Regions from separate parts of the Homo sapiens genome. Here region 2 is linked to region 1. The links are chromatin loops, found by intact Hi-C in ENCODE. Cell type or tissue: heart left ventricle. All regions are shown on one strand. Each heading gives the region's core, and the rest is flanking DNA. Links, peaks and the distances in the headings are about the cores only. Region 1 has its middle 100 kb from the start of EXOC2. Region 2 has its middle 46 kb from the start of MIR6720.

Region 1 (15,171 bases), core at 4,651-12,650:
TCAGCTGCTTGGAAAGCTGAGGTGGGAGGATTGCTTGAGACTGGGAGGCGGAGGTTGCAGTGAGCTGAGATCACACCTGGGTGACAGAGTGAGACCCTGCCTGTATGACTATTGCTGTCTTTTCTATTGGAAAATTTTTAAAGAATACAAATACTGAAAATAATAAAACCCAAAACTCAAGTGCTCACCTTTGAAGATTAACAAATGTGAATGTGTTAAAAATATTTTCTTCAGATCATTCTTTACATAAAATAAATAAAGCGTTGTCAGTAAAGTCAAAGTCTTTTTCGTATTTTTCCCCTGCTAACCTATTTTAATTGGAGAGGGAAAAGGGTGGAGGGGGAACAGCCCCTGATGCATTTGCAACTTCCAAATGTTCACGGAAGGTGCCGCAGACCGATGGTTATGTTAGAAACTGTCACTCGTGTCCTGTCCGCTTTAACTCTGCAGACTACTGGAAGAAAATCCGTCAAGTGGACGAGTGAGGCCTGGGAGCAGCTGAAACGCGGAGATGCTTCACATCTGATCCAAGCATTTGGATCCAACCCATTTTGCCACTCACTCGCTCTACTTAGGGTTTCCTCCGGAGCTGCTGGCAGCCCCACGTGGGTGTCAAACTTGGGCCTGGGATGATGTTCACTGGGAATCATAGGATTCAGAAATTCAAGTATTGGGATCAACGTAGCAAACCACCTTCATTTTACAGATGAGGAAGCCAAGGGCAGGAGAGTAAAGGAACATGTTTTCAGGACACACAATTAAGGCAGGAGTGAGCAAGACCTAATTCCATCTGCCCCCTTTTCTTCCATCTCCTCCTCAATTCATCTCTTTTTCAATCAATCTGAACCAGAGCCAGTGATTTTAATATTCAGGCAGTTTCAAGACCATTCACTTTATAACCATTTTAAGATGGAACTAAAATTCAAAAAATGTTTTATTCTGCCTGGTAATAGAACTGGTTCCTTCCAGTGGGTTCGTGGTCTCAGTGACTTCAACAACGGAGCCCCAAACCTTCACGGTGAGTGTTACAGCTCTTAAAAATGGCACGGATCCAAAGCGTGAGCAGCAACGAGAGTTATTGTGAAAAGCAAAAAGAATAAAGCTTTCACGGTATGGGAGAGAACCCAGGGAGTTCGAGGTGTTGGCTGCCGGGGGGTGGCAAGCTTTTATACCCTTATTGGTCCCTGCCCATGTTCCGTTTTTGTCCTATCATCCTATCAGAGTGCCCTTTTTTCAATCCTCCCTGTGATTGGCTACTTTTCGACTCCTGCTGATTGGTGCATTTTACAGAGTGCTGATTGGTGCATTTTGCAGAGCGCTGATTGGTGCATTTTGCAGAGCGCTGATTGGTGCATTTTACAATCCCCTTGCTAGCTACAGAACACTGATTGGTGCATTTTACAGTCCTAGCTACAGAGTGATTGGTGCATTTTACAATCCTCTTGTAAGACAGAAAAGTTCTCCAAATCCCCACTCCACCCAGGAAGTCCAGTTGGCTTCACCTCTCAGAACCTCAGTTCTAAAAGAAAATGTTTCATAAAACAGCAGAAAGAAGTTCTTGGATATGAAATATCTTTTTCCAAGCAAGTATTAGGTGATTAAATGGTTAACAGAGCAAAACTTTTCTGGATGTCATGGATGGCCTGCAAAATGCTCTTGGGGGCTGAAAAACAGTTATTTGTGTGGAAAGTGGCTGAATGCTCAATGCTAGAAAAAGAGTTTGTGCGGCCGGGCGCAGTGGCTCACACCTGTAATCCCAGCACTTTAGGAGGCCGAGGCGGGCGGATCACTTGAGGTTGGGAGTTGGAGACCAACATGGAGAAACCCCGTCTCTACCAAAAATACAAAAAATTAGCCAGGTGCGGTGGCGCATGCCTGTAATCCCAGCTACTCTGGAGGCTGAGGTAGGAGAATCTCTTGAACCCAGGAAGCGGAGGTTTTGGTGAGCCGAGATCATGCCACTGCACTCCAGCAGCCTGGGCAACAAGAGTGAAACTCCATCTCAAAAAAAAAAAAGAAAAAGAAAAACAATTTGTGCTGCTTGCTAATTCTAGAATGTCCCTATGCCCGTGGAAGAGGCTCCTCATGCCGGTCTTCTAAGAGAAGCCTATGTGCGTCTTCATGCATTTTTCATTGACTTTCCTGTCCTTAACGTAGCCTTAAAGCAGGCCCTCACAGGCCAGAGGGTGGCTCTTCTGGGTCCTCACGATGTCAGGAGGACACCTGCATTGTCTCACTTACTCTTCTCAACACCCTGAGTGTGTATACTATTTAGCAGAGTGCAAGCATTTGACAGACAACAGTCTAAGGGGAGCATTCCTTCAACATTAAAAACGACTCCTGCTCACCCACAACAGGTTTTGCGGTCATGGGTGTGTTATACCCTCTGATTAGGGTTGTGTGCTATGGATTTGAAACCACTTTACGCTAGCGATCTGGGCTACTGCTTATAATTTCACCACTGCACGATGCAACGTTGCTGCAATAGACAGGCCGGGGTGAGCCAGAACTGGCACGATTGTGTGCAATTGAGAAGGCGACTGTCTCATCTGTAAAATGGGACAATGACATCTTGCTTATTGTAAAAATTAGAGTTATTGTATGAAAAGCAGCCTCTCTAGCAGAGAGGCTGGTCTAAATTGCTGCCAAGACCTGGTAGCTGTTGCTACAATGCACAGAGGAATACAAAGTCGGCATAAAAAGATGTAGATTGTGTGTGTGGCGGAAATCCGCAGGTGAGCTATCAACACCCTGGTCCAGAAAGTCTTGGCCTAATTCTTCACAAGACTGCACTATATTCCGCTGACTCCATTTTCTGCTCAAGGTCTTCCATTGAATTGGACCTACTGATGAGACCTGCTTTTCCTTCGGGTTTTGCACTATTTCCTTGACAACTACACGATTGCCAAAAATATGGTCATGCAGCTCTTCCCGACCCTTGTCGTGCTTTGTCATTCTCCGGTTCAGGCGGGTGCATTGATCTGCTTTCGCTGAGGGCTGACGTGGAAGTTTCAGCTCATTTCAGTTCCTCTCAGCAAATTGGTAGTGACAGAAAGGCTGAGGGTTACCATGGAAATGGTCACAGCCTCACTCAAAACCACCAGAAATACTGTAGTATTTGAAACAGTGTGGATTTCACCAACAGGCTTTGGAGAGAAGACACATTCTGAAAGCTCTTGACAGAGGCTTGGTCATGGTACAATGAGGAGACAGTAATTTGTTTTCATTTCGGGAAGGAAGTGCGGCGTTCCTGAACAATGTGCCCACTTACGATATTTTATTTTCTTGGAAAGAAAAATAAGTTACGAGGAAAATCTGTCTGTTTTCATCCATTGCAGCACATTATCTCTTTATTTCTTAACCAAGACAAGAAAAGAAATCACGGTAACAATCCAAAATAATTATGATCCCAAACGTATTTATATTTGGCTTTTTGGGATTTGTTTCTGTACGTACATTTTAATATGTGCCTGAAGTTCTGTCTGAAATTTCACTTCTCACCAAATAAAGAAGGCTCACCAGGAAGCCGGGGAAGAACAGGAGAAGCTGAGAAGCCGTCGGACTCCTCCATCCTGCCTCCTTCCAAAGGCTCCCAGCCCCAGGCCAGCGCCTCAGCAGGCATCTCCTTCCAGACCCAAACCAAGCACAAGTGCCTGACCCCACGCTCTGCTCTCGCAAATGTCCCAACTCTGCTTCAGAGGAGAAATGGAAGAATAAACAGACTGTGAGATGCAGACAAAGAACTAATGTAAACCAAGGCAACGCTGTGCATAGAAACGCAAAAGCAAGATTCGCTCCAGGAGTTTCATGCCACAGGATGGTCGACGGCTGGAAACAGGGGTTTTATTTTCCCACCACCACATCCCGATCGGAGCATCCCTGCGGGGCGTTTTAGTCCTCCGCACAGGCTTAAGGAGCGCCAGCACGTGTGTAATAAATGACATTCAATTTCAACTCCGCTGTTAAAATGGCACCAATGGCAACTGATGTAATTTCTTTCTCACTTATTTTTTTTTTTTTGTATTTCATTTGTAAGTTTTACCACTTAAAAATGAGGCATTTGTAGATCATAGAATCTAGGAGTTAATACGAAGTTTGAAAGCCTTTTATGGGTAACATTTACTTAAATATTTTGCCCATTACTCATATTCCATTTTTTGTTCATGTATTAGTTTATTTAATAGAAAGAGTTTATTCAATGTTTACCTCCCATAGTTTACTTTAGAATATCTCTGGACCCTTACATCTGGTCATATGCTGCTTATTTTCTTTAAAAATGGTATTTCTAAATTATTTTGTGACTTTTAACAAAACTGAAATGAATAAATTGCATCAGTTTTTGCATATATGTGCACATCAATTCATATAGTTAGAGGATTATTTATTATATGTGTAGGACGCATGTAGCATGAATTTGTGAGGTGCATTCATGACCTGGAGTGTGTAAACAGAATGTAATGATAAGGTTCTGGGTTTATATGCCCCAATAACTGGACTTTTTCACAAATTAGTAGCAGATTTGATTAGATGCCCACTGAATGCAGGCAGTTGCCAAATGGTTTTTGGGATGGTGGCTTTATTTGTGTTCCTCTATGATAACCCTCCTTTCTTTGGGAAACTGTGTACAATTGGGGGTGGGTGATCCACTGGACAGGCACGGGGTTGGGGGCGGTGCTGAGATGACCCTGCAAGTCCAGCGAGTCTCAAAGTGGGTAGATCCGATTTTAGGAGATGATGGTTTAATCTGCCTGAGGATGACATCTTCACGGGAGCCTCTGCACCAGCCTCAAGGAGTTTTCTTTTTCAAAGGTCCTTTCCTTCACATGTTATTTATCTGTTAAGGGGACAGCAGGGAGGAGAAGTCTCTGAGCCCTGCATTGGACCTATTGCCTGAAGTATTGTCAGTCCCCAATCCTCTGGTGCCATAGAGAGGAAAGAGTAAGATAATGAAACTTTGAGGTTCGAACTTTGCATTTTGTAGTAAAAAATAGGTTTCTTAATATATGTGATTGTAATGGCATACAAGGCTTTTAAATTCATGTGCATATAAGATAAATTTTAAATATTCTTAGAGGGTTTTCATGAAATATCACCTTCACATATTTCATCAGTTCAGTACAAAATGCAAAAATGTCTATTGTATAAAACGGGAGATTTAATCACGACCACGTTAGGAATCTCCCCAGTTACCCCTGGGAACACAGCCCCCCAGAGTGGAGACATGCTTAGACTGCCATCTGTTTCAGCATCCCTGTTTCAATGCTCCTAGTGATGGATTCCTGTCCAAGACATAGAAGCAGGTAACAAATCTAGACTGATAATAAATGGAAGCTGCAACCATAAAACCCCAGTGCAGATACAAGAGACTCTCACTGCGTCTGGCAGTGCCTCATTACCTTGTCAGTGTCAGGATGTGGCTCCAGATTTCCTGCTGCAATGAAATTATATTGGGGCTATCGCTGGAGCACACGGCTGGCCAGCCGCAGGAGGGTGGGGGCTTGAAGGGGGGCACATGCTGCCAGATGTTCCGCCGGAGTCTGTCTCTTTTAAACTTGCTTCACCAAAAACTCTCCCCTACCGATTTCTAACATCCCTACTGCTTTAAGGAAATGCACTTGGAAACTGCTCTTAATTTGGCTGTGTTTGTTGCCAACAGTCTTTTGTCTTGTCTTCCTAACCTCTGCATAGGGGAGCTGATGAGCAGAAGGATCCGATTTCAGCCAAACATGTGTTTCACCGTATTGAAATGTGTGCTGCTTAATAGAGTAAACACCAATATATCTGAGGGCCAGGAGACTGAATTAACTGATTAGTATCAAAGAGTGCTGGGGCCGTAAACGGTAATTGGCCACTTTCTGAGAAAAGGTAGAACTCCTTTAAGACAAGGTCTTCCATTCTCATTAGCCCCTTACAACTAGAAACTATCATTTAGCCTCACCAGGCCAAGAGAGTAAATGATTCTCCAATTTTGTATTCCTTTTCTTTGGATAGGAAAAATGGGTTGAGCTAACTGCTTACAAATTGTAAAAAACAAGTAAGAAATGCTTATGACACATTTTGCCTATGTTTTATGTTTCTCTTTGACTTTTCAACGAGGTAAAAGTAGGATCCAATATCAGAAGGAGAAAGGTCACCTACAATTAAGTGAATGTTTAAAAAAATACAAAAAATGAGGGAAGCTAATAGTCTACATAGGTTTGAAATATATGAGAAATTAAAGCTGTTTTATTTAAGAAGCAAAGCTTGGATTAATCTTCCAGGTAATGATAAAGAAGAGGGACTCTTACTCAGAATTTTTTTTAAATATTAAGATGTGTGAATCTGTACATTCTGCAGAGGTACCTGCAATCGTGAGTATTGAAACATACTAAATATGGGAGTAATAATCCATATAGGTCCTCCTTCATTTCAGTTTTCCATAGACCACATGAGTTCTGATAATCCTGAAAACGATTTGCTCTCTTCTCCAATGCTGAATGAAGACTACCTCATCCCTTCCTTCTTGCTTCTAACAGCAGATCAGATCTCCAGGTTCGAAGTTCCTAGATGTGCTTTCTGATCCTGGTTATTCTTTGTCAGCCTTCAAAGCCAAAGCCTTACTGACGTGCAGATCCAAGGAAAAGTTTCTTTCCTCATTGTGTGTTGCCTATGTTTATAACCACATACACACATAAACATGTAAACTCTGCATTTCAGAAAGCAATGATTTGTTATCCATATCTTATCTATACATTTCTGCTTTGACATTTTATTAAAAACATAAAAATGAGTACGGTAACCCAATTTGAATCCTTTAACTCAAAAAGTTTATTTATGTATACATAAACTGATTAAACACTTTTTTTTTTTGCCTTAGGAGGTACATGAATATGTTTTAAAATCTCCATAAAATAGCACAAGGTGCTCTGTGTAAACTTACCCAGAACATACAAATAATTGTAAAATAACTGAAGGGCTAATAAAATAAACTCATGTATCTGCTGTAAATGTTATTTCTTCTTCTTTTTTCTTTTTTTAACCAGGAAATAAATTAACAGTAATGTGTGTTAAATCAAACATTCGCTTTTGAAGAGTTCTCAAAGTTTCTGCAAGATAAAAACCATTTCTGGTGACAATGGTTTTAAAAAACAGTTAAATCTCTACGGATAATTTTAAGCATAGATTTTTTAAAGCACTAGTTCTAGGATTATGGAATCTTATTAACAAAGCAGAAATAATTTTAATGTTTATAAAACTGGAAGCACTAATCTGTTGTATTATGAAGGGCATAGAAAACTATTTATGAATTTATTTTCTTTTTCTGTCTCCTCTATTTTAAATTAAAATAGGAAATTTAAGATTAGGAAAAACTAGTAAATATCAAAGTTTCAATTTTAAACCCACTTTAAAATTGAGAAATACTCAAAGAGCAATAGATATGTTAAATAATTGTACTAAAAATAATTTTCACAAGCCTCTAAGCCTCAGAGGGACTTTATTGTTATTTATACATGTTTTGTATTTTTATATTTCTTTTTTCTCTTAGTAGCCTTCACACATTGTTTTAATAAAATCTTCATCTCATGCATTTTATTCTTCTAAACAGTAATAAAACAGCTTTCAGATTTTATGGTTTTGTTAGGATTGAGATGAAATGCTATCAGATTAAGCATTTTCCTTGTGAAAAATGGAAAGTGTTAAGTAAGTAGCACTTTGGACAGGGTTTTAACAACAGCTTTAGGAACAGCCTGCAGCTTTATAATTTCTAGGAAAAGAACAGGATACATACACATAGCAACCAACTTTAATTACATTTTATACCCATTAATAGTCACGTGCTCTATTCATTATTTTAAAATTTAAGATAGGAAAAGCATTTCAAGGAACTGATTTTGAAAGCACACTATTACATCCTGCCAGCAGGGGTCACAAAAGCATACACAATGGCTGTGGAACAGTTCATTTCTTTTCAGAGAGCACCTTCCAGTACAGCCAAACGTTTATCCGCTCCCGAGGACAACATTACAACCACATCTTCAAAACTGGGAAACATGAAGTTTGAACTCACTGAAAAGTCAGCTAGATTACTGAAAAATAAAAAAGAATATAGATTTGAATAAATGCTTGTTTTAGGTCTTTAAAAAATGACTTGGATCAGTTACAAAGGCCACATATATTGTATGTTCCCATTTATACAAAATGTCCTGAAGAGGCAAGTCGATGGGGATGGGGGTAGTGGGTGCCCAGGGCTGGGGGCTAGGTGGAAAGGAGGTTTGAATGGAGGTGATGGCTGAGGGGCTTAGGGCTTCTTTTGGGTAATAAATATTCTGAAATTGATTGTGGTGATGGATGCACGACTCTGTCAATATACTAAAAGTCACTGAATTGAACGCTTTAAGTGAATTGCGTATTATAAAAACGACATCTCACTAGAACTGTTTCAACAATGGCTTCACACATACGGCACTTTAGAAATCTGTATGTGGAAATCTCCAGGTTTATCTGCCTATGAGTGTTGATGGGTTTGGGGATCATAAATTACAATATGTCTTAATGATTTACGTTTTTGTCAATGACTTCACTTCAAATAAAGATAGATTAATTTACCCCAAACAGTTTATTGGGAGCTCTGGAAGGGACAGCAGTCAACCAGGAGAAGATCCTTGGAAAAGGACGGCCCTCAGAAGGTGTGGAGCTCCAGGCTCCGAGCCCGACTCCGCCAGGGGCCTGCAAGCTGCCGCTGGGCAGGTGCTTAACCTTTCTCCATTCATTTTTCCTGTTTGTAAAATGTGGGGCTGAGCTTTCTCCCTAAGGTGCTGTTTTAGATCTACAAATTCCATTGACTCTTCTCAGGCTGTTTGCTTATTTGTGACTTACTGGAAACCTAGGAGCCTTCCAGTTCATTTCCAGCAAGCTCTGTACATTTACATGTTATCTGAGTGAGGATGGAGAAACAATTTTCTTGTCTAACTTTTGCTAAGCTTGCTTTGGAAGCAGATGTTTGAACCTTTTGCTAAATTACTTGAATTTGGAAGTCTGAATAAAACATTACTTACATTTTAAGGTTTTAATAAAATTAGTTTTTTATTAAAAAGACCTAATTAAACTTATAAGAATTTCCCAAATTGGAACTTTATATGTAATAAATGATCTAGCAAGCAGTCAGATTCATATATATTTAATAAATACATAGCTTAACTGTGCCCCTTTACTTTTTAAACCAGCATTTTTAAATTTAGAAAAGTAGTGATATGTATTTTTCAGACATAGGAACATTTTTAGAGAAACGTGTTTTGAATTAGAGAGAGAAAAATTCCAAATTGATTAACTTTCTACTCTTTTACCTCTCCCTTTATGAAGAAAGATTTTTTTGTGGTTCACATTTGAATTCTCTCATTTCGCTGGATCTTTAATACAGCCAAAAATTGTAACATACTAAGACATTTGTTTTCTTTTCCTCTTCAAGATAAATACTTTAAAGACATCAAAACAAAAAGTCATCTGTCTGGTTCTCCCAAATCTTGTACAATCCCACAATACTCTCTAGCCCTCACAGCATGCTGGTAGGTGAAATTTGTCTTGACGTTTTTTACTTTGCTAGTTTTAACTCAGCTCCGTGAAGCATTGATCTTTTCTTTTCGCTGTCTTATTGCTTACTATGGGTATCCAAAAATGCGAAAAGAGGGTTGAAAACCCCCGAAAGTGTCACAGTAGAAAACGTGCAAGAGCATTGGGGAAACAGTCTTCCTTGCTCACGTGTTTGCATGTGTGTTGGTTTGCTTTTCTTTAATTCATAGAGTCTGACTGCAGCGGTCATGTCTGCCCATCTCTCTTGAGGCTTATTTCTCTGATGTTAAACATTTCAGCTCCTTGAATGTGTGGGGCATCCTCTATTTGTAGGTAGAATCCTGGAACTGGGGAAGTAATTTGAGGCTATCTGGTCATCTTCCCACCTAATAAGACAAGTGCTTTTATCATGCTGATTCTGCATGGAGGACATGGTCTCATTTTCCCAGGAACTAAAGGCTGCTATACTGCTTTTGAGTGGCGAACTCGTTTCATGTTGTCACAGCTTGATGTCTCTTACAACACAGGGTTGCCTCTCTAGTTGTCCAGGGCCACCCATCCGGAGCTCAGGCCATTTAACTCCCTTAACAAGTGGTTCACATCTCAAGAGCCAGGGTGTGTTGGCTTAGGCTGGAAGGGAAGGTCACCACCCAGCACTCGTTCCCTGTCCAGGCTACAAACTGCTCATCTGTCTCATCTAGAGACCAAGCACCCACATTTGTGGGCTCATGGAGAGCAGTGTCTCTGGAGACGGGAAGTCCGGTGTCATAGATCAGGAGGCATCATCTCCAGAGCTATACAGTGAAGGCATTTTAGTACAAAGAACAGGGCCACAGGAGGCTGCTTCCTTTAATAATAAGGCCAGCAGGATGGCATGTTAAACATATCCTGTTACTTTAGGGTTCCAAGCATATCTGCGTTAGGCACTTGCTGCCTGGGATTCCAGGATACATTTGTCAGGAAAAAGTAATCAAAATTCACTCTTTGAGCAGTGAAAAGCTTATGATGCTCTATGGGTTAAGAATTGAGAATATGCTTAGATTTGAGTTCTAACCTCTGATTCCTAATCGTTCATACAGGAAAGAGACTTGGAATTCTGTCATCATGATGAAGAGGTGGCAAAATAGAAACTTGAAGTTGTGTCTGATTCGTTGGATAGGTGTTTGTATAAAGCTCATCTTTGATATGAAGTAGGCTGAGTGGCAATTGCTGGTTGCATCCTTTTGTCTTTTTTTTTTTTTTTTTTTTTTTTTTGAGATGGAGTCTCGCTCTTGTTGTCCAGGCTGGAGTGCAATGGTGTGATCTTGGCTTACCGCAGCCTCCACCTCCTGGGTTCAAGGGATTCTCCTGCCTCAGCCTCCCGAGTAGCTGGGATTACAGGAGCTCACCACTAAGCCTGGCTAATTTTTGTATTTTTAGTAGAGATGGGGTTTCACCATGTTGGCCAGGCTGGTCTCGAACTCCTGAGCTCAGGTGATCTGCCCACCTCGGCCTCCCAAAGTGCTGGAATTACAGGCAGGAGTCACCGTGCCTGGCCGCATCCTTTCATCTTCTTATTCTGCCTTCCAGGTTTTGTGAAGTGAGTGGAGCCTAAACCATGGAAGGAATGAGTTGATGAGTGAATGAGTGAATGAAAGAAAATGTAGACCGTACACAGGCAGATCAATGTGTGCAGACACACGTACACACATACACATTCTACCTCCCGTCACGCCCGGGTGGTGAGAGTTAGGGGAACATGCTTGTCTTGAGCCTGAAGTAGACAAAGAAGCTCCATCCGTGGAGCCTAATTGAAAAGGGGATTTAGGAAAAACGAAGTCACTGAGGCACTGGGGCAAGTCAGCTGACCTCTTTAGGCATCAGCCTGAGGTGTCCTCGTTGGCAGAAACAGAATCTATGCTCAGAGACAGCAAAAAGAATAGACACACTGACATTTTGCAGCCAGGATTAGGGGAACCATTCAGAAGCAGAAATAGTTTAACTATGAATAAGTTCATGAAATAGAACTACAGAAATAATTTTTTCTCACAGGATGTTATGCAGTATGTTTATGTTACAAATTGTAAAACAATTGTGATTTTCAACACTGTCTAATCTTTCATAAGATTCCTCTCACAGTGGCATTCAGCCAGGGCGGTATTATCTGTTTTCTATTTTATTTTTCAATTCTTTGTGCCACAACTTGCCCTAATGTAACTTGGAAGTTGACATACATACAATACCTGTAGGTGTGATTTTTTTTTTAAGGAAGAAAATTGAATTTTTTGGAGCTGCCAGGTGTCTGGTTTCGAACCAGCCGGTCTGGTATTTAGCTTTTTTACTATAAAACAACTTGAGACAATTGTGCATATACTGATGCCAAATATGTTCTAATTCAGCACTCTTCACCACTGCATATGACCTGGATAAATCTCTCATCCCCTAGGTCCAGTCGACGTCCTCAGGTAACGCCCCGGGTACCAAAACTGAGCTCTCCTGGGTCACACTGGGTGTAACCTGAATTCAAATTCTCACCACCTTCCCCACCAGGAAACAGGAAGCCCTGAGAAAGAGAAATATATTCTCTTTCTAAAATTGTGATTCACTAGAGAACATTTTCATTTTTGTAGTATATGGCAAGAGTGTTTTGTGGTAAAGAGTGAATGATAGCTTAATTTTTTTTAAAAGTTTCCATAAATCAAGTCTTTTTTCTTTTGCCAGAAATTTAAAGTGTTTTCTTTAATTTAAAAACATATTAATGCTCTTTTTAGTATTTTCTTGTAAATGTGAAATGTCTGCCAGTGCCTAGTTAAATTAAATATGCATGTACTCATTTACACAGCAGTTCTGCTCCTGGGCTCCTATACCAAAGAAATCACACCTACCTCCATCAGAAACAGGTGTGAGGCTTTTTTTCTGGTGACATTGTTTGAGGAGGTAGGGAGTGGGGACTCAGACATCCGTTCCTGGGTGAGGGGACGGGTAACATGCAGGGAGCGCATGGGCAGTTAGAGGTAATCCGCAAGCTGCAGGCATTGCAGTGTGGACAGCAGGAAGGCACGGTGCTGAGTTTGAAAGGCAGAAATGGAGTGTGTAACACAGTACCATTTACATAAACTAAAAATACATCAGCATGGCTGGGTGCGGTGGCTCACGCCTATAATCCCAGCACTTTGGAAGGCCGAGGTGGGTGGATCATGAGGTCAGGAGATCGAGACCAGCCTGGCCAACATGGTGAAACCCCATCTATACTAAAAATACAAAGAATAGCTGGGTGTGGTGGTACTCCTGTAATCCCAGCTGCTCGGGAGGTTGAGGCAGGAGAATCGCTTGAAACTGGGAGGTGGAGATTGCAGTAAGCAGAGATTGCAGTGAGCTGAAATTGCACTACTGCACTCCAGCCTGGCGATAGAGCAAGACTCTATCTAAAAAAAAAAGAAAAAAAAAAACAGTACGAGGACGGATCTATTTTAAACCCATTAGAAAAGTCGGCTATAGGGAATGGGATGACAGATGGACACAGAAGGCAATCACGTGTCCATACATCCATGAAGTGAGAGACAAGCCTTACGCGGACCAGTATCATCATATGCTGTTACAGGAGGGTACGTAACTTTTGGAACTTTAGGCTGAAAAAGTTCAAATACACATGAAGGTATAAGCATATAAAGATAAATGTGAACATGTTTTGCATACTGGCCTAATTCCAATTTCTAGAGGAAGCAACCATTAGCAGTTTGAAACCATTTGTTGTATATTGTTCCAGACTCATTTCCGTGCACATAGAAAGTCTAATTTTGTCTTTACAGAAATGACATCATGCTATGTCTATCGCCCTGCACTTTGCCTTTTCCACTTACAATTTCATATCTATCCACCTATCTATCCATTATCTATCTATCCATCTGTCATCTACCCATTCATCTTCCATCATCTGTGCACCTGTGTATCTACATATCCATCACCTGACCATTCATCTTCTATCCATTTATCTATCATCTATCCATCCATCTTCTATATATTATCTATGTATCTATCCATCCATCATCTATTATCTATCTATCTATCTATCTATCTATCTATCTGACACCTATCTCTTATTGTTGTCCTTCCATTCCTGTAGATATGGACCAACTTCTTCCGTCCTTCTTTTTCTTCTACTTCTCTCTTTCTTTCTTCTTTCTTTCTTTCTCTTTCTTTCTTTCTTTTTCTCTCTCTTTCTCTCTCTCACTCTCTCTTTCTTTCTTTCCTCTCGACCCTGTTTATTGATAATTCAACAGAACCAGTTTGAAATATGGAGAAATTAGGTCAACTCTACACTTTCACATGGCTTATTTTCAGCTTCCAATCTTAGCTAGTGACATGACTCTTTCTTCCAAGTCGAGGTCTTGCAGCACTTGCCTTCACTCCCGTAGCTGTAGTTAGACAGCACCTTAGGCTTGGGTCGACCCTCGGTGAACTCTATGCCGTGTCCCGCCGCGCCACAGCACAGCTTTCTCCTCATTGTCTTCTGGCTCTGACTGTAGACATGGAAAAAGCAGAGTCAACCTGAATCTTCTCCCTTGCACGAGGCCAACTGCTGCCTGAATCATCATAGGATTCTTTACTTTCTCTTGAAGATAAACAACTTCACCAGAAAATGTCCAAGTGTTGTTCAGCAATTGAGAGTTTCTTTTGCTATGTTTGTTTTCATCACTTTTACTTCATACCTTTTTTTTTTCATTTAATTTTGTGTCGTTTTTCTCAAGGCTGACACATCACAAACTCTGTTTTCAACAGTCCGTATTCCACATTCATTGCTTCTAACATGGAGCTAACTTCTGCAATGATGTGGCCACCACTGGAACAGGAAGGTTGCTGTCAGAATCTGGAGAAATTCATGGGAAGTTTAATGTTGCCAGTGAGAGAAACACTCTGTGAGCTGTTCTTAGGGTCTGCTGGTGAGATGGCTCAGGAAGGGTAAACACTGGAGGCATGAGAATACCATCGAAGGGGCCGACTGCAGTGCCGGGCATTGTGTAGGCCACAGCCACCAGTGCCTCCATGTTTCTGACCAAATGCTTCAGTGCCCTTTAGTGAGTGTGTCGCAGACAAGGCATTTTTGTATGAGATCCAGGGTTCATACCATCATGATTCTTAGCCTTCATATTCATCACACACTGGAAGGGACGCTGCGTGCCAGGCGTTCCGGCCGGCCATCTGCGGGGGAAGGAGGAGCATGGCCTGGAGATGTGGAGCTTCTGGGCAGCATGGCGCTGAAGCGCTGCTAGCTAAGAATTACTAAACAACTCAGGTTCAGCCAACTCTAATTTGTGTTTTATTTTCACTAAACTTTTTGCTTACTTTAGTGTAGGCATCCTTGGGGACCCAGCGAGACGGTTGGTTAGGGGCGCTCACCATGATGCCAGGACAGATGAGAGGAGTCCTAGGAGTACTGGGGCCTGGTCAGTCTCCTGAGGCTGAGACTGTTCGTCCACTCCACAGCCGGCCTTCCTCCTTCTTTGTTAACAGAAGTGAACCGTCACAGGGAAGGCAGCATGCCTGGCACCAAGGCATAAGCTATGATTGCTCTATCCTGGCAACTTGGTTTCTCTTTGCCAGCCATGGCTGGGCATTGACCCAGTCCTGCCACTGAGCTCTAGGAGA
Region 2 (15,171 bases), core at 3,810-11,809, 640 kb after region 1:
AGCATTAGGTATATCTCCCAATGCTATCCCTCCCCCCTCCCCCCACCCCACAACAGTCCCCAGAGTGTGATGTTCCCCTTCCTGTGTCCATATGTTCTCATTGTTCAATTCCCATCTATGAGTGAGAATATGCGGTGTTTGGTTTTTTGTTCTTGTGACAGTTTACTGAGAATGATGATTTCCAATTTCATCCATGTCCCTACAAAGGAAATGAACTCATCATTTTTTATGGCTGCATAGTATTCCATGGTGTATATGTGCCACATTTTCTTAATCCAGTCTATCGTTGTTGGACATTTGGGTTGGTTCCAAGTCTTTGCTATTGTGAATAGTGCCACAATAAACATATGTGTGCATGTGTCTTTATAGCAGCATGATTTATAGTCCTTTGGGTATATACCCAGTAATGGGATGGCTGGGTCAAATGGTATTTCTAGTTCTAGATCCCTGAGGAATCACCACACTGACTTCCACAATGGTTGAACTAGTTTACAGTCCCACCAACAGTGTAAAAGTGTTCCTATTTCTCCACATCCTCTCCAGCACCTGTTGTTTCCTGACTTTTTAATGATTGCCATTCTAACTGGTGTGAGATGATAACTCATTGTGGTTTTGACTTGCATTTCTCTGATGGCCAGTGATGGTGAGCATTTTTTCACGTGTTTTTTGGCTGCATAAATGTCTTCTTTTGAGAAGTGTCTGTTCATGTCCTTTGCCCACTTTTTGATGGGGTTGTTTGTTTTTTTCTTGTAAATTTGTTGGAGTTCATTGTAGATTCGGGATATTAGCCCTTTGTCAGATGAGTAGGTTGCGAAAATTTTCTCCCATTTTGTGGGTTGCCTGTTCACTCTGATGGTAGTTTCTTTTGCTGTGCAGAAGCTCTTTAGTTTAATTAGATCCCATTTGTCAATTTTGGCTTTTGTTGCCATTGCTTTTGGTGTTTTAGACATGAAGTCCTTGCCCATGCCTATGTCCTGAATGGTAATGCCTAGGTTTTCTTCTAGGGTTTTTATGGTTTTAGGTCTAACATTTAAGTCTTTAATCCATCTTGAATTGATTTTTGTGTAAGGTGTAAGGAAGGGATCCAGTTTCAGCTTTTTACATATGGCTAGCCAGTTTTCCCAGCACCATTTATTAAATAGGGAATCCTTTCCCCATTGCTTGTTTTTCTCAGGTTTGTCAAAGATCAGATAGTTGTAGATATGCGGCATTATTTCTGAGGGCTCTGTTCTGTTCCATTGGTCTATATCTCTGTTTTGGTACCAGTACCATGCTGTTTTGGTTACTGTAGCCTTGTAGTATAGTTTGAAGTCAGGTAGCGTGATGCCTCCGACTTTGTTCTTTTGGCTTAGGATTGACTTGGCGATGCGGGCTCTTTTTTGGTTCCATATAAACTTTAAAGTAGTTTTTTCCAATTCTGTGAAGAAAGTCATTGGTAGCTTGATGGGGATGGCATTGAATCTATAAATTACCTTGGGCAGTATGGCCATTTTCATGATATTGATTCTTCCTACCCATGATCATGGAATGTTCTTCCATTTCTTTGTATCCTCTTTTATTTCATTGAGCAGTGGTTTGTAGTTCTCCTTGAAGAGGTCCTTCACGTCCCTTGTAAGGTGGATTCCTAGGTATTTTATTCTCTTTGAAGCAATTGTGAATGGGAGTTCACTCATGATTTGGCTTTCTGTCTGCTATTGGTGTATAAGAATGCTTGTGATTTTTGTACATTGATTTTGTATCCTGAGACTTTGCTGAAGTTGCTTATCAGCTTAAGGAGATTTTGGGCTGAGACAATGGGGTTTTCTAGATATACAGTCATGTCGGCTGCAAACAGGGACAATTTGACTTCCTCTTTTCCTAATTGAATACCCTTTATTTCCTTCTCCAGCCTAATTGCCCTGGCCAGAACTTCCAACACTATGTTGAATAGGAGTGGTGAGAGAGGGCATCCCTGTCTTGTGCCAGTTTTCAAAGGGAATGCTTCCAGTTTGGGCCCATTCAGTATGATATTGGCTGTGGGTTTGTCATAGATAGCTCTTATTATTTTGAGATACATCCCATCAATACCTAATTTATTGAGAGTTTTTAGCATGAAGGGTTGTTGAATTTTGTCAAAGGCCTTTTCTGCATCTATTGAGATAATCACGTGGTTTTTGTCTTTGGTTCTGTTTATATGCTGGATTACATTTATTGATTTGAGTATGTTGAACCAGCCTTGCATCCCAGGATGAAGCCCATTTGATCATGGTGGATAAGGTTTTTGAGGTGCTGCTGGATTCGGTTTGCCAGTATTTTATTGAGGATTTTTGCATCAGTGTTCATCAAGGATATTGGTCTAAAATTCTCTTTTTTGGTTGTGTCTCTGCCCAGCTTTGGTATCAGGATGATGCTGGCCTCATAAAATGAGTTAGGGAGGATTCCCTCTTTTTCTATTGATTGGAATAGTTTCAGAAGGAATGGTGCCAGTTCCTCCTTGTACCTCTGGTAGAATTCGGCTGTGAATCCATCTGGTCCTGGACTCTTTTTGGTTGGTAAGCTATTGATTATTGCCACAATTTCAGATCCTGTTATTGGTCTATTCAGAGATTCAACTTCTTCCTGGTTTAGTCTTGGGAGAGTGTATGTGTCGAGGAATTTATCCATTTCTTCTAGATTTTCTAGTTTATTTGCGTAGAGGTGTTTGTAGTAATCTCTGATGGTAGTTTCTATTTCTGTGGGATCGGTGGTGATATCCCCTTTATCAGTTTTTATTGCGTCTATTTGATTCTTCTCTCTTTTTTTCTTTATTAGTCTTGTTAGCGGTCTATCAATTTTGTTGATCCTTTCAAAAAACCAGCTCCTGGATTCATTAATTTTTTGAAGGGTTTCTTGGGTCTCTATTTCCTTCAGTTCTGCTCTGATTTTAGTTATCTCTTGCCTTCTGCTAGCTTTTGAATGTGTTTTCTCTTGCTTTTCTAGTTCTTTTAATTGTGATTTTAGGGTGTCAATTTTGGATCTTTCCTGCTTTCTCTTGTGGGCATTTAGTGCCATAAATTTCCCTCTACACACTGCTTTGAATGTGTCCCAGAGATTCTGGTATGTTGTGTCTTTGTTCTCATTGGTTTCAAAGAACATCTTTATTTCTGCCTTCATTTCGTTATGTACCCAGTAGTCATTCAGGAGCAGGTTGTTCAGTTTCCATGTAGTTGAGCGGTTTTGAGTGAGTTTCTTAATCCTGAGTTCTAGTTTGATTGCACTGTGGTCTGAGAGATAGTTTGCTATAATTTCTGTTCTTTTACATTTGCTGAGGAGAGCTTTACTTCCAACTATGTGGTCAATTTTGGAATAGGCGTGGTGTGGTGCTGAAAAAAATGTATATTCTGTTGATTTGGGGTGGAGAGTTCTGTAGATGTCTATTAGGTCCACTTGGTGCAGAGCTGAGTTCAATTCCTGGGTATCCTTGTTGACTTTCTGTCTTGTTGATCTGTCTAATGTTGACAGTGGGGTGTTAAAGTCTCCCATTATTAATGTGTGGGAGTCTAAGTCTCTTTGTAGGTCACTCAGGACTTGCTTTATGAATCTGGGTGCTCCTGTATTGGGTGCATATATATTTAGGATAGTTAGCTCCTCTTGTTGAATTGATCCCTTTACCATTATGTAATGGCCTTCTTTGTCTCTTTTGATCTTTGTTGGTTTAAAGTCTGTTTTATCAGAGACTAGGATTGCAACCCCTGCCTTTTTTTGTTTTCCATTTGCTTGGTAGATCTTCCTCCATCCTTTTATTTTGAGCCTATGTGTGTCTCTGCATGTGAGATGGGTTTCCTGAATACAGCACACTGATGGGTCTTGACTCTTTATCCAATTTGCCAGTCTGTGTCTTTTAATTGCAGCATTTAGTCCATTTACATTTAAAGTTAATATTGTTATGTGTGCATTTGATCCTGTCATTATGATGTTAGCTGGTTATTTTGCTCGTTAGCTGATGCAGTTTCTTCCTAGTCTCGATGGTCTTTACATTTTGGCATGATTTTGCAGCGGCTGGTACCGGTTGTTCCTTTCCATGTTTAGTGCTTCCTTCAGGAGCTCTTTTAGGGCAGGCCTGGTGGTGACAAAATCTCTCAGCATTTGCTTGTCTGTAAAGTATTTTATTTCTCCTTCACTTACGAAGCTTAGTTTGGCTGGATATGAAATTCTGGGTTGAAAATTCTTTTCTTTAAGAATGTTGAATATTGGCCCCCACTCTCTTCTGGCTTGTAGAGTTTCTGCCAAGAGATCCGCTGTTAGTCTGATGGGCTTCCCTTTGTGGGTAACCCGACCTTTCTCTCTGGCTGCCCTTAACATTTTTTCCTTCATTTCAACTTTGGTGAATCTGACAATTATGTGTCTTGGAGTTGCTCTTTTTGAGGAGTATCTTTGTGGCATTCTCTGTATTTCCTGAATTTGAATGTTGGCTTGCCTTGCTAGGTTGGGGAAGTTCTCCTGGATTATATCCTGCAGAGTGTTTTCCAACTTGGTTCCATTCTCCCCGTCACTTTCAGGTACACCAATCAGACGTAGATTTGGTCTTTTCACATAGTCCCATATTTCTTGGAGGCTTTGTTCATTTCTTTTTATTCTTTTTTCTCTAAACTTCCCTTCTTGCTTCATTTCATTTTCCATCACTGATACCCTTTCTTCCAGTTGATCGCATCGGCTCCTGAGGCTTCTGCATTCTTCACGTAGTTCTCGAGCCTTGACTTTCAGCTCCATCAGCTCCTTTAAGCACTTCTCTGCATTGGTTATTCTAGTTATACATTCGTCTAAATTTTTTTCAAAGTTTTTAACTTCTTTGCCTTTGGTTTGAATTTCCTCCTGTAGCTCGTAGTTTGATCGTCTGAAGCCTTCTTCTCTCAACTCGTCAAAGTCATTCTCCGTCCAGCTTTGTTCCATTGCTGGTGAGGAACTGCGTTCCTTTGGAGGAGGAGAGATGCTCTGCTTTTTAGAGTTTCCAGCTTTTCTGCTCTGTTTTTTCCCCATCTTTGTGGTTTTATCTACTTTTGGTCTTTGATGATGGTGATGTACAGATGGGTTTTTGGTGTGGATGTCCTTTCTGTTTGTTACTTTTCCTTCTAACAGACAGGACCCTCAGCTGCGGGTCTGTTGGAGTTTGCTAGAGGTCCACTACAGACCCTGTTTGCCTGGGTATCAGCAGCGGTGTTTGTAGAACAGCAGTTTTTCGTGAACCGCGAATGCTGCTGTCTGATCGTTCCTCTGGAAGTTTTGTCTCAGAGGAGTACCCGGCCATGTGAAGTGTCAGTCTGTCCCTACTGGGGGGTGCCTCCCAGTTAGGCTGCTCGGGGGTCAGGGGTCAGGGATCCACTTGAGGAGGCAGTCTGCCAGTTCTCAGATCTCCAGCTGCGTGCTGGGAGAACCACTGCTCTCTTCAAAGCTGTCAGACAGGGACATTTAAGTCTGCATAGGTTACTGCTGTCTTTTTGTTTGTCTGTGACCTGCCCCCAGAGGTGGAGCCTACAGAGGCAGGCAGGCCTCCTTGAGCTGTGGTGGGCTCCACCCAGTTCGAGCTTCCCGGCTGCTTTGTTTACCTAAGCAAGCCTGGGCAATGGCGGGTGCCCCTCCCCCAGCCTCGCTGCCGCCTTGCAGTTTGATCTCAGACTGCTGTGCTAGCAATCAGCAAGACTCCGTGGGCGCAGGACCCTCCGAGCCATGTGCGGGATATAATCTCCTGGTGCGCCGTTTTTTAAGCCCGTCGGAAAAGCACAGTATTCGGGTGGGAGTGACCTGATTTTCCAGGTGCCGTCTTTCACCCCTTTCTTTGACCAGGAAAGGGAACTCCCTGACCCCTTGCGCTTCCCAAGTGAGGCAATGCCTCGCCCTGCTTCGGCTCGCGCACGGTGCGTGCACCCACTGACCTGCACCCACTGTCTGGCACTCCCTAGTGAGATGAACCTGGTACCTCAGATGGAAATGCAGAAATCACCCATCTTCTGCGTTGCTCACGCTGGGAGCTGTAGACCGGAGCTGTTCCTATTCGGCCATCTTGGCTCCTCCCCCCAGCAATTTTTTTTTTTATGTAGAAATCGGGGGTCTCAATATCTTGCCTACACTGGTCTCGAACTCCTGTCCTGAAGCGATTCTCCTGCCTCAGCCTCCCAAAGCACTACGATTACAGGTATGAGCCACCACACCCAGCCCCGTAGAATTCTTATAATGAGGGGGAAAAAACCCAAAACTTAAAATTCAGAGCCTGGCTTTTCTGATAATATAGATGAACCATTATCTATGCCAATCTTCTGTGATTCATTCACACCCCTGCTCCTGCCCACATGAGCACTAACCTCTCTGGACTTCCTTCTCCTCATCTGAAAACCTGGGACTATGAAACTCACCTCACCATTTTGCTTAGAGAATCAATAAGTTAACATTTGAAAGTTACTCCTTTCCTATGCCTCATCTTCTTTCAAAGATGAAACTAAATAACTCTATAATGCTTCCCTGACAAGGAGTTTGGTGTAGTTTTATTTAAAATGACCATGTTGTAAAGAGGGAAGTGGAAGGAGAGTTGATTAATAGGGATAATGTTCCAAATGTCTGGGAAATATAAGGCAGGTATCCTATTAATACACATCAACAGGAACTGTAAGAAGCTGCTGGGAAGCTCTTCTTCCATGTTAGCCTGGGTGTATGTGCCTAGCAATGCTTAAAAGGATGCACTGAACAGTGATGGTGAGGATGTGGAGAAACTGGAACCCCTGGGCAGCTGCCGCGGAAAACTATACAGTGATTACTCAAAAAAGGTAACCTAGAGGCCGGCCATGGTGGCTCACGCCTGTAATCCCAGCACTTTGGGAGGCTGAAGCGGGCGGATCACCTGAGGTCAGGAGTTGGAGACCAGCCTGTCCAACATGGCGAAACCCCATCTCTACTAAAAATACAAAACTAGCTGGGTGTGGTGGCATGCACCTGTAATCCCATCTGCTTGTGAGGCTAAGGCAGGAGAATTGCTTGAGCTGGGAAGGTGGAGGTTGCAGTGAGCCGAGATCACACTACTGCACTCCAGCCTGGGCGACAGAGTGAGACCTTGTCTCAAAAAAAAAAAAATGTAACCTAGAATTATCATCTGACCTAGCAATTCCATCTGGGACATCCACAAAAGAATTCACAGCAGGGTCTTGGATAGATATTTGCCTCCCATGTTTATAAGAGTGTTATTTACAATGTCAAGGAGTGCAACCAGCCTGGCGTCCATCAGCAGATGACTGGACAAACAAGAGGCCGTCCATCCATACAATGCAGTGTGAGTCAACTTTAGAAAGGAAGGAAATCCTGAGACGTGCAACGGCATGGATGAACCTTGAGAACATCATGCTCAGTAAAGCAAGTCGGTCTCAGAACAGATAAATACTGTGTGGTTCCACTCATACGAGGTATCCAGAGGAGTCAGGTTCATGGAGATGGAGAGTAGAATAAGGATTGCCAGGGGCTGGGGAGAGGGGGAATGGGAGCTAGTCTTTAATCAGTGCAGAGATTTATTTACAAAATGAAAAGAGTTTTGGAGATGGGTAGTGGTGATGGTTGCACAAGAGTGTGAATGTACTTAATGCCACTAAACTGCACACTTCAAAATGGTTAAAATGCCAAATTTTATGTTATGTGGCCACAATAAAAAATAAAGAAAAAAGCAATCTGTGGTTGCAGGGTGGACCTGTTCCCGAGAGGGGAAGGAGAGGTCCCCCTTAGCTCCTGGAGGGGTGCTGGGACTAAAAGACTCACTCTGATGGCATCTGGGCACCTCCGCCAGTGGGCCCGGAGGGTGCAGAGAAGTCTGCAGCTCTAGACGCCACAGCAGAGCCTCTGCCCGCCCCCCGCTCTCCAGAATTATGTTCATGAGGGCAGATAGACAAGATTAGCCTCAGACACAAAACAGCAGCAGAGAAGGCATTGCCCTAATGGTAGGGAACACATACTTTGCAGACACCTAGATTCAAGAGAACGTGTGTAATGTAAACGTTGGAAGAAAGCCAGGAGCCTCTCAAAACTCCAGGTTAGAAGACAAGGGAGGCAGGATATGGGGGAGCAAGATGCCTTTTTTTAAAAAGTTGTTACCGGGTTTTTCAGAGCAATAGTTAAAAGGGAAGGTTTCTTTTATGATACGACACCGCCATCTCATGGACAAAACTCATATGACACAGAGTTTCTCTAAAGCGAGCCTGTCCCTCTACTGGGAGCTCTTAGCGTTGGCCCTAACAGCTCTACCTCCACATTAATACAGCATTCTCAGAGTCCACAAAGGAACATTCCATCTTTGCAAGCCAAATACTGGGGCAAAAGTCAGATTCTCATCTCATCTCCACTTCCCTCTGAGGCTTAGAAAGTCCTTTCAGCACTTGAATTTCAGTGAAGAGTCTGGACGCTGTCTCACACCAAAAACTCCCCCTGACGTGGGCACTGCAAGAGCACCCCCGTCCTGGTGATCAGAAAAAGCAAGTGTTGGCTTTATCACAGCCAGAAAATGAAACAGTCTGCGAGGAAAAGTATCCCCTCCATGCTCATCACCATTAAATGGCAAGTTCGACTTCTCTTATTTCCTAATTTAAAATTGTTTTTTTAAGAGATGGGGTGGATCTCACTATGTTGACCAGGCTGATCTCAAACTCCTGGCCTCAAGAGATCCTTCCATCTCAGCCTCCCAAAGTGCTAGGATTACAGGCATGAGCCACCGCACCCAGCCTCCCAATTTTAAGTTGTATGAAGATGTTTCTAGGAGTCTTTGTTCTGGCCTCAGGCTGTTGTCATTTTTCTGTGCTGTGTTTTTACATTGCTGTGTGGAAATTCGTTTTGATAGTGTGCTGTTTCTTGGATGTATTTGTCCAAATCAGAGCTTAAATGAAGAAAGTCTGTTTTTAAAGCAAGTCTTGGATTCACTCAGCAAAGGCTCTGGAGCATCCACTCTGGCCTGGCCACACGGCAAGCTGCAGGGCAACAGGTGGAGACGCAGCCCGCAGTCTGCACCGGCCCCAGAACCATCTTCCCCTTAAATTGTAAGAACTATCCCCGGGGGGAAAGTGAGGACATTAGGTGCAGTGTGGGCCTGGGTGTCTAGGACCGCGCATGTGGGGGCTGCAGGTGGAGAGAGGCAGTGATCTCAGTTGGGCAGGGAGTTTGTGCCTCTGAAGGACTTCATTGTTTCTCGTGCTGTCTCTGGCACGGTGTCTTGGGCCTGGAAAAATGAGCACAGGTTGGAAAGAATCTCAGAGCCCAGGGGCTGCCAGTGTCAGAGCTCGGGCCGTGCTGGGTGCCTCACACCGGGGCTGCCCTTCGGGTCTCCATTCCCATCAACACACACACACACACACATTCTGGCAACTTCTCCCATCTAAATAAAAAGGCAGTCCCCCCACCCCACCCCCACCCCCACCCCACCTCCGCCCCTTTCCATTCTGAGTCCTCAGCTCCTTTGATTTCTCAGGGCACCTGATGCAGGCTCTCGGCAACTCCCTCCTAGAGACCCCTCCTTTCTGGCCTCCAGGACTCACCTCTCCTCGCTTGCTCCTCGTCCCTCAGGTCTCCCCTGCTGTTTCCTCTCATTAATCAATAAGCACTAGAGCGCACCAAGCCTCTCTCCTCTCATCCCACCCAGCTCCTGCCTTTCAAAACAGTCGCTATGCTAATCACTCCCAAACGTGTTGCTCTCCCCCAACGCCTTAATCACCTGCCTACCTGGCACCTCTGTTCCTGTCCCATAGATTACCCTAGATGAAGCACGTCCAGAATTAAACTCCTGATCTTCCATGCAAAAGCCTGATCCTCCCACAACCCCGCAGAGCACCACGACCCCGAGCCCTCACTGGCCCTGATCCAAAGCCCTGAGCTCCACTGTGACCTCCTTCTCTCACACACCACCTCTGATCCATCAGAACAGACCTCTGTCCAAACATGCTTCTCCAGCACGCCCACCACCCTGGCCAAGCCGGGGTCAGGGCTGCAGCCTCCTCCAGGTCTCCCAGCCTCCGGTGGCTACACATCCTCTCGTCCCGGCTTCGGCCCCTCCAGGGGCCTCCCGTCTCACTCAGGGGAACCCTAGGGGCCTGGTTTTACCTACGGGGACTAGCCTGAGCTGCCCTGGAGCACCCTACTGCAGCCCTCTGGGCGTCACCTCTCTGCCCTCTTCCCTCCCTTCTCCTGCTCCTCCCTGGGCTGCTACAGCAAACTTCCCACTGGCCGGGCCCCTTATCCCCGTGTGCCAGGCTCCCTGCCTCCCACCTGCATGCCTCAGAGCAGCCACCTGCTCCCCCCACCCAGCCTTTACCCTGCATGTACCCAGCCCTCTGGTGTGCAGCGTCTGCCTGATCCCCTAACCCCTCCACCTTTACCTTTCCCGCCACATGTACCCCGTCCTCTTATTCCAGTAAGTTCCCTCCAGGCACGCACTTTTGCTGGTTTTCTTCACTCCTGCATCCACTGCACCTGGCCTGTGATGGAATCTTCATCCACAGAGAATTGAGTATCTGATAAAGGACTTGCTTGCAGCATATATAAAGTGTTCTCCAAACTCATTCATCATTTTTTTAAAAACCCAATTTTTTAAAAATGGACCAAAGATATACACTGAAAAGATGTTCAACAGCTTTGGTCACTAGAGAAATACAAGTTAAAATGGAATTATTACCACCGAGCTGTACAATTAAAAATGGTAAAGATGATAAATTTTATGTGTATATTTTATCTCAATGAAAAATAAAATTAAAAAGAAAAAGAAATACAAATTCAAGCCACAGTAAGTGACCACCGCCCTCCTTTCAGAATGGCTAACTAAATAGCCTGGCCACAGCCAGTGTTGACGAGGAGGCGGAGGAACCGGACTTCGCAGACACTGTGACGGAAATGAGAAATGCTGCCGTCACTCGAGAAAAGAGTTGGCAGTTTCTTTAAAATTCAAATATACGCCCACCTTCCCACCCAGACAGTCCATTGTTAACTTTTTACCCTCCAAAACTGAAAATATGTGACCACACAAAGACTTACCCAGGAAGGCTCATAGCAGCTTCATTTGTAAGAGCTCCAAACTGGAAACAACTTACATATCCATCAATGGGTAGATGTGGAAACACAATCTCAAGGATAAATGCATTGAGTAGCATCCATTCAATGGGACACCACTCAGCAATAAAAAGCAATGAACTGGGCTGGGCACGGTGGCTCATGCCTCTAATCCCAGCACTTTTCGAGGCCAAGGAGGGTGGATCACCTGAAGTCAGGAGTTCAAGACCAGCTTGGCCAACATGGTAAAACCTCATCTTTACAAAAATTGTCTGGGCATGATGGTGGGTGCCTGTAATCCCAGCTACTTGGGAGGCTGAAGCGGGAGAGTCACTTAAACCCGGGAGGCAGAGGTTGCAGTGAGCCGAGATCACACCATTGTACTTACACCTGGGTGACAGAGTGAGACTCAAAAAAAAAAAAAAAAAGAGCAATGAATTATTGAATACATGCCACATGCCACAGAGCCACATCTTCAAATAATTTGCTGGGCAGAAGAAGCCTGACCCAAAAGAATCATACTGCCTGGTTCTACTTTTATGAAATTTTAGAAAATGAGAACCAATCTTCAGAGAGAGAAAGTTTGGAGGAGGGGACTGGAGCAGGGAGGGGTGAGAGGAAAGGACTACAAAAGGGCCCAAGGGGACACTGGCGGATGATGGACATCGCCATCCTCTGGACTACGAGTTCAAGGCTCTAACCTCTGGCAAGAATGTGAAGTTGTAAAAAATATAGCAAGGCTTTGGAAGTGACCAATCTGGCTCTATCCCACAGTTCTGCTGGTTTGGATTTCCCAGTCACAATTCTTTATAATTGTAAACATTCCCCAATGCAGGGCCAGCTTCAGGAGGGCAACACCCATTCAGTCACATAAGGCCCAAGTTTAGAAGCCCTCCGCCCCCAAATTCCATTTAATGCTCTCCTGTTACTGTCTCAAAGTGCTTAATAATTTTATTTTATTTCTATTATTTTATTTTATTTTTGAGATGGAGTCTTCCTCTGTCGCCCAGGTTGGAGTGCAATGGCGCGATCTCGGCTCACCGCAACCTCCATCTCCTTGGCTCAAGCCATTCTCCTGCCTCAGTCTCCCAAGTAGCTGGGATTACAGGTGCCCGCCACCACACCTGGCTAATTTTTGTATTTTTAGTAGAGACGGGGTTTCACCATGTTGGCCAGGCTGGTCTCGAACTCCTGACCTCATGATCCACCCGCCTTGGCCTCCCAAAGTGCTGAGATGACAGGCGTGAGCCACTGCAACTGGCCAATAGTTTTTGAACAAAGGGCCTTACATTTTTGTTTGACACACTGGGTCCCACATGTTATGTAGATGGATCTTCCTCAAAGTGTGTTCTGCGGAGTTAATTCTTTACTTCTGTTCATTTATGTTAATTGCTGTTGTGGAAAAGGAGCATTTGGGAAATGCTAAGTTAAAGTTAAATAACTTCATTTTCCCGAGGACAATTTGTAGCAACAGTTCAGATTAGAAACTAATAGTTAGTCATCTTACCAATGATGGAAAAGTCCTATTCGTTATCACAGAGATGTATATGTATAGTTTTCCCTTGCTATCCACAGGGAGGTTGGTTTCAGGACCCTGGCTCTTACCAATGATGGAAAAGTCCTATTCATTATCACAGAAATGTATATGTATAGTTTTCCCTTGCTATCCACAGGGAGGTTGGTTTCAGGACCCTGGCTCTTACCAATGATGGAAAAGTCCTATTCGTTATCACAGAGATGTATATGTATAGTTTTCCCTTGCTATCCACAGGGAGGTTGGTTTCAGGACCCTGGCTCTTACCAATGATGGAAAAGTCCTATTCGTTATCACAGAGATGTATATGTATAGTTTTCCCTTGCTACCCACAGGGAGGTTGGTTTCAGGACCCCAGCAGATGCCAAAACCTGTGAATCCTCCAGTTGCTGATAGACAATGGCATGGCATTTGCATAGAACCGTGGACTTTAACTCCTCTCTGGGTTACTTACAATACTTAATACAATGCCTACACGTCACTTCAGTCACGTAGATTCAATGTAGTACTCAATGCGCAGCAAATTCAAACTTTGGTTTTGGAACTTTGCAGAATTTATTTTCTGAAAATTTTCAATCTGCAGTTGGTGGAATCCATAGATGCAGAAGCCCTGACTGTACTGGAGATTAGACCATGTCCCATAAAACCATGCCTCTCACACTTGGACGTGCACACAAATTAAAACCAGCCCAACTGTCCCATAGAATTGGGACAATTTTTTGAATAAACATAGAAATTGACCCTCCTGATCTTAAAACTTGAAACTTACATTTGTCTCATCTGAGTTGCTTCCTCAGGAAAGGAGCTGAAACTCATCAGATCACCACATCCAGAGAAGATGCCAGTCCGCTCATTCATGATTGCTTCCTGTATTAATCTGTTCTCACACTGCTATAAGGACATGCTCGACACTGGGTCACTTGTAAAGGAAAGAGATTTCATTGGCTTACAGTTCAGCATGGCTGGGGAGGCCTCAGGCAGAAGGCGGAGCCAACACGTCCTTCGTCACATGGTGGCAGGAAGGAGAAGAATGAGCAAAAGGGAAAAGTCCCTCATAAAACCATCAGAGATCGTGAGGACTCACTCACTACCATGAGAACAGCAGCACTGGGGTAACTGCCCCCATGACTCAATTACCTCCTACCAGATCCCTCCAATAACACATAGGGATGATGGGAACTACAATTCAAGATGAGATTTGGGTGGCAACACAGCAAACCATATCATTTCCTCACCCCTCCCTAATTCTGTTTTACACTCCTTCCTCGCTATATAAACTCCCCAATTTTAGTCAAGCAAGGAGACAGGTTTGAGACAGATCTCCCATCTCCTCAGCTGCAGCACCCAGTTAAAGCCTTCTTCCCTGGCAAAACTCATCTCAGTGAATGGCTTTCTGAGCAACAAGCAATAAGACCTGGACCACACCCCTGGCGTTTCGGTAACAGAATCACTTGGGGATCTTCTAAAGGTACACAATCAGTTTCATTAGGTCAGGCCCTAGAAACTGTGTTTCTCAAGTGGTTCTGATTCTACTGGTCAGCAGAACACAGTTTGAGTAGCAGAGCTCTAAAATGTATGTATGCATAGGTGCACGTAACTCTCGGAGGAGGCTTAGTTCTGTCTGTTCAATTTATATGTCGGTTTCATCACTTAGTGTCCATGTGACTGAGGAGAAAGTTATTCTCTCTGAGCCTCAGATTCTTCAGGGTGCCCAAGGTAACCATTCCTAGAATTATTTCAAGGATTTAAGCAAAGTAATTTTATACTGATGCTCATTTTAACAGCCACTTATGGTGAGTGAAGCAAGATAGATACCATTATCTCCATTTTACAGATGAGAAAACTGAGGCTTAGGGAGGTTAAATAATGTGTCCAGTGCTAAAGCGTATAAGCAACAGCGAGGGCTCGAAACTTTGTCTTGATTTATTTATTTGTTTTTGAGACAAGGTCTTGCTCTGTTGCCCAGGCTGGAGTGCAGTGGCACAATCTTGGCTCACTGCAGCCTGGACCTCCTGGTCTCAAGTGGTCCTCCCGCCTCAGCCTCCCAAGTGGCTGGAACTACAGGCATGCACCACCATGCCCAGCTAATTTTTGTGTGTTTTTGTAGAGACAGGCTCTCACGTTGTTCTCCAGGTTGGTCTCAAACTCCTGGGCTCAAGTGATTCTCTCACTTTGGCCTCCCAAAGTGCTGCAGCCCCTGTGCCCAGACAAAAGTTTATCTTTTAACTCTGAACCCCTTGATCTTTGTTTCACTCGAAGATTTTGAGTGTCTACTATATACACCAGGCTCTTGTCTTTACATCATTCTGACTTATGGAAGGGTTTGCTTTGCAGTGAGGTTTCAGGTTACTCTCCTTTTATAGATGGGATCCTTTTTCTTCCTTTTGAAAACAAATTGATTATTCTTTATCAAAATTATAAATGTTCATTGCTTAAAGAATTCAAGCAATACAGAAGAGAACAAACAATAAAAATCTCACCACCTCAGACGTGGCCTTCATTAACATTTTAGTGACTATTCTTCCAGTCCCCTCTTTATGACCTATGGGTGACCCATTGAGGGTTCCTCTGGTCAATAATTTTGAGAAGCTTCTGTGTATTATAGTCCCCACCTGGAGGTC

The links. Peaks named below come from ENCODE experiments on the same cell type or tissue, not always from the same donor. Only the 100,000 strongest peaks of a DNase experiment are listed, where the experiment ranks them.
Region 2: a loop joins it to region 1, with 3 times the contacts of the local background. A loop is called at or near these places in 23 of 110 quality-filtered maps.

What each region holds. Positions count from the first base shown.
Region 1 is chr6:789,790-804,960 of GRCh38, forward strand. No RefSeq gene overlaps it. Among named protein-coding and RNA genes, the nearest start is that of EXOC2, 100 kb to the left of the region's middle. In heart left ventricle, for the core only: a CTCF peak has its summit at 7,904 (motif pointing right); no DNase peak of the experiment used is centred there; H3K27me3 peaks cover 6,635 bases.
Region 2 is chr6:1,428,721-1,443,891 of GRCh38, forward strand. No RefSeq gene overlaps it. Among named protein-coding and RNA genes, the nearest start is that of MIR6720, 46 kb to the left of the region's middle. RefSeq lists enhancers at 5,039-5,709, 8,587-9,551. In heart left ventricle, for the core only: a CTCF peak has its summit at 8,143 (motif pointing left); no DNase peak of the experiment used is centred there; H3K27me3 peaks cover 5,005 bases.